2 separate regions of the Homo sapiens genome follow, and region 2 is linked to region 1. A link is an interaction called in ENCODE POLR2A ChIA-PET data of the cell type or tissue named here. Cell type or tissue: IMR-90. All regions are shown on one strand.

The links. Peaks named below come from ENCODE experiments on the same cell type or tissue, not always from the same donor. Only the 100,000 strongest peaks of a DNase experiment are listed, where the experiment ranks them.
Region 2: POLR2A ChIA-PET joins it to region 1 with 9 read pairs; 8 of 35 experiments call an interaction of 5 or more read pairs at or near these places.

What each region holds. Positions count from the first base shown.
Region 1 is chr12:52,129,696-52,132,195 of GRCh38, forward strand. No RefSeq gene overlaps it. Among named protein-coding and RNA genes, the nearest start is that of SMIM41-AS1, 13 kb to the left of the region's middle. RefSeq lists an enhancer at 806-1,343. In IMR-90, no CTCF peak of the experiment used is centred here; no DNase peak of the experiment used is centred here; H3K27me3 peaks cover 890 bases.
Region 2 is chr12:52,992,278-52,994,777 of GRCh38, forward strand. No RefSeq gene overlaps it. Among named protein-coding and RNA genes, the nearest start is that of EIF4B, 13 kb to the right of the region's middle. In IMR-90, no CTCF peak of the experiment used is centred here; a DNase peak (open chromatin) is centred at 974.

The DNA.
Region 1 (2,500 bases):
AGGCAGGAGAATTGCTTGAACCTGGGAGGCAGATGTTGCGGTGAGCCGAGATTGTGCCATTGCACTCCAGCCTGGGCAACAAGAGCAAAACTCCACCTCAAAAAAAAAAAAAAATGTATACATAAATTATGGTGTATGTAGACAATGGAATTCTACACAGCAATGAGAATTTATGAATTACCTGCAATGCATGCAAAGAGTGAGAATAGAGCCTGGTACTTAGTAAGTGCTCAATAAATATAGCTTGCATTATGCTTGTTATGGATGGGGAGGATGAGCAAGTATTATGAAGACCTCTAGCTCCATAAGCATTGATACGGTGTTGATAAGGATTTGGAGACATTTAACAAGATGAATAACAGAAACCAGACATGACAGAAAAAATATTGTATGATTCTAGTTAGATTAAGTACAAAATCAGGCAGAACTAAACTATAACATTAGAAATTTCTAGTGTAGTAGGCCAGGCACAGTGGCTCAAGCCTGTAATCCCAGCACTTTGGGAGGCTGAGGTGGGTGGATCACTTGAGGCCAGGAGTTTGAGACCAGCCTGACCAACATGGTGAAACCCCATCTCTACTAAAAATACAAAAATTAGCCAGGCATGGTGGCGCACTCCTGTAATCCCAGCTACTCAGGAGGCCGAGGCACAAGAATCTCTTGAACCCAGGGGATGGAGGTTGCTGTGAGCTGAGATCCTGCCACTGCACTCCAGCCTGGATGACAGAGCAAGAACCTGTCTCAAAAAAAAAAAAAAAAAAAAAAAAAAAAAAGAGAAATTTCTAGTGTGGAGATAGATGGGTAGGCATGAGAGAGGTTAGTGGGGTAGTAACAGTTCTCTTTCTTCACCTGTGTGGGGATTAAACAGGTATTTGCTTTGTTATGATTTATTGAGCACATTTAGTTTTTGTGAATGCATGTATATGTACATATATATTTTCTGTACGTGTATTATACTTAATAAAAAAGTTAAAAGTAAACAAATCATACACACACACACGCACACACACAAAAGAGAGAGGCTGAGAGGAGTTGTTCACTTCTTTCGGGGGAGGAGGGTCTCTGCCATCTGGCATCCCACTAGGGGTCCTGGAAAGGAAGGAGCTGAATCTAAGTGCTGGGTTTAGCCCACAGCCCTCGGCGTGCTGCTCACACACCTGCCCAGTTCCGACACAATGCCAATCACCTCCCTGGCTCCTGCTGTGAGTCTCAGGTGGCCCTGCACAAATGCCTCTCTCCTCCAGCCTCTCTGCAAACAAGCCCTGGAAGGCCACTTTCTCCCAGACAGCTCAGGAGCCCAGGCAGCCTGAGGCCTCCTCCCTGCCAGCTTCGCCTTTGCTGTCTGCCTCCAGCTGTGACTTCTGTGCTTCTTGGCCAGAACAGCCATTCAGCTGTTGGTTGTTTCATTGACTCTTTCATTTCTTCTTCTTCTTTTTTTTTTTGAGACGGAGTCTTGCTCTGTCGCCCAGGCTGGAGTGCAGTGGCATGATCTTGGCTCACTGCAAGCTCCACCTCCCAGGTTCACACCATTCTCCTGCCTCAGCCTCCCGAGTAGCTGGGACTACAGGCACCTGCCACCATGCCCGGCTAATTTTTTGTATTTTTAGTAGAGGTGGGGTTTCATCATGTTAGCCAGGATGGTCTCGATCTCCTGACCTCGTGATCCGCCCACCTCGGCCTCCCAAAGTGCTGGTGAACAGGCATGAGCCACTGCACCTGGCCACATTTCTTCTCTTAACAAAACTTTTATGAGCACAAATTATCTGCCAGACACTTTGCGAGGCACTGAGGGTACAATGATGAACAGTTCCTGCCCACACAGGGCCTACAGTCTGGTAGGGTCCTACAGACATTAGTCGGCCAATCCCTCGAATGATGAAAAACTGCAACAAAGGCTACAAGGGAGAGGCAGAGACTTAGCCAGCAGCACAGGGAACTGGAAATGTGTCTGTGCGGAAGTGATGTGTGGCTTTAGTGGATCTGAGGTGGGAGGAGTTAACTGGAGAGTCAGCAGGGGATGGAAGAGCATTCTAGGCAGAGGGAACAGCATGTGCTGAGACTGCATGGTGGTGACAGGTGAGGGTGGTGAGCACCACTGACAGAAAAAAAAAAAAGCCAGAGAGGCTGGTGCAGTGAGGCTGGCTGGGGAGGAGCTTACTGATTTGGGAGCACGCTCCTGAGAGACACGGTTTCACCCCTTGGCAAGGACTCTGGGAGATGGGGTCAACTTACTACTAGGATGGAACCTAGAAGCCCAGAAGAGACGGATTGCACTAAGTGAAGTTGCAAGGCCAGCCTTGCTGTGGCAGAGTAGAGGAGGGGACTAAAAGGCTCTGGGAGTGGGGCATGCTGGAGGGGATACAGTATGTATGGCCAGGAGATTATCCTGATACGTTCTTAGGGCAGGACCAGAGCACACACCATTTACACACCAAGGCAAAAGAAATGGGCTGGAGAGAGGGGCACAGACCCCCTAAACATGTGGGGAGGCCCTCCTTCT
Region 2 (2,500 bases), 860 kb after region 1:
AAAAAAAAAAAGAAAGAAAGAAAGAAAAAGGAAAGAAGGAGCCATTAGGCCCCTAACAGTGTGTACTTATGCTGTTGGGGGACAGGTAGGACTGACAGCTTAAAGAACATTCTGAGGCTGGGCACGGTGGCTCATGCCTGTAATCCCTGCACTTTGGGAGGCTGAGGTGGGCAGATCACCTGAGGTCAGCAGTTTGAGACCAGCCTGGTCAACATGGCAAAACCCTGTCTGTCTCTACTAAAAATACAAAAATTAGCCGGGCATGGTGGTGGGCACATGTAATGCCAGCTGCTTGGGGGAAGCTGAGGTTTGAGAATCACTTGAACCCAGGAGGTGGAGGTTGCAGTGGGCCGAGATCACGCCACTGCACTCCAGCGTGAGGGATAGAGTGAGACTCTGTCTCAAAAAAAAAAAAAAAAAAGAACATGCTGGGGCTACACTCCAGCATTTAAGCTAAAGCTAGAAATACATGGTTGAAAGGTTGAAGGCATTCACTGAGCTCACCAGGAGCTTTGACACAAAGATAGGGTCTTTGCCCCCATCTGAACAGGAGTGACAACAGAAGCTTTGGGAATTGATAAGTCACTAAGGAAAACAGGGCAGGGCACAAGTTGCAACTGGTGGCCCATGGGCTAAATTGGCCCCAGGTGTGCTTTATTTGGGCTACACAGGGTTGTGATTTTTTGAATTAACTATCCACTTTTAAATGTTGGACTATTTCACCAAAAAAAAATCCATATATCTAGTTTATCTTGAAAAACTGGAAGATCTGGTAACGTTGGGCCCTATTTCAGTTGACAATGAGAGTCAGGGTTGAGTTGTGACTGTCACCTTTAAAGAAAGTACATAGAGTAGGCTAGGCGACAATGACAAAATATCAGCAACTTAACACAATGAAGATTTGTTTCTTGTTCGAGCAAAGTCCAGGGTGAATCAGGCAACTCTCCAGGGTAGCTTTCTTCCTTGCAATGACTCAGGGATCCAGGCTGCACATATCTCATGACTCTGCTATTCCAATTTACGCTCTGGATGATCCCTTCAGGGAGCCGGAGCTGAAGGGCTGCTTTGTGGCACTTACATGCTTCCAACACAAAGTGAAATGGTACTTGAACTAACCGTCCATTTGCTGAAACTAGTCCCAGGACCCTCATCAGGGGCCTGAGAAACGTGGGGCAGCTCATGGATATTGGGTGAGCAGTAAATGTTTCTGCCACATGGAACATGTGCTCTGCAGTTTGCCACATGCTTGCCAGGCTGCTTAAATCATTCACATCATCTACCTGGCTCCTGGAGACACTGGCATTTGCAGCCTTTGGTACAAAAAGAGAGGAGTGCTGAGGAGAGAACCTTGTGGAATGCCACCAGGGAGCAGCCATCACAACAGAACCCTACACTAGCCCAGTGTTTCATGCCAAGGTTCTGTCTGTAAGTGACAGAACCTACCCCTGGGAGGTGACCTGGCTATATCTTTCATATCTCCTGGTCACACTGCTGAGGGGGTGCCTGCTGCTTCTCCACAGATGAAGATTCAAAATGTTCTTGTGTTACAACCTTTGCATATTTCAAATTCCTTAGAGTCAAAAAGGCTATTCTGAATTCTACCTACTTTCCTTCCCCCTATATTGCATTTCTTCTCTTTACTCTTGCTCTGCATAGCTCCTAAAGACTGAACTGGAGCAAAAACCTGCACAGTAGGCTCTGGATAGTACCAGTTCCCATGTAAAATGTTCAGGAAGACCAATTTATGTGATTTTCCTGAAAAGTGTTTGTTTGTTTGTTTGTTTGTTTGTTTGAGACGGAATCTCACTCTGTCGCCCAGGCTGGAGTGCAGTGGCGTGATCTCGGCTCACTGCAAGCTCCAACTCCCGGGTTCACACCAGTCTCCTGCCTCAGCCTCCCGAGTAGCTGGGACTACAGGTGCCCACCACCACACCCAGCCAATTTTTTGTATTTTTAGTAGAGACGGGGTTTCACCGTGTTAGCCAGGATGGTCTCGATCTCCTGACCTCGTGATCCGCCCGCCTTAGCCTCCCAAAGTGCTGGGATTACAGGCGTGAGCCACCGCACCCGGCCTTATTTATTTATTTATTTATTTATTTATTTATTTATTTATTTGAGATGGAGTCTTGCTCTGTCGCCCAGGCTGGTGTGCAGTGGTGCAATCTCGGCTCACTGCAACCTCCACCTCCCGGGTTCAAGAGATTCTCCAGCCTCAGCCTCCTGAGTAGCTGGGACTACAGGCGAGCATCACCATGCCTGGCTAATTTTTGTATTTTTTAGTAAAGACGGGGTTTCACCATATTGGCCAGGATGGGCTTGAACTCCTAACCTCATGATCCGCCCACCTTGGCCTCTCAAAGTGCTGGGATTACAGGCATGAGCCACTGCACCCGGTCTTCTTTTTAATTTATTTATTTTTTAACTTTTTTTTTTTTTTTTTTTTGAGATGGAGTCTTACTCTGTCACCCAGGCTGGAGTGCAGTGGAGGAATCTCGGCTCA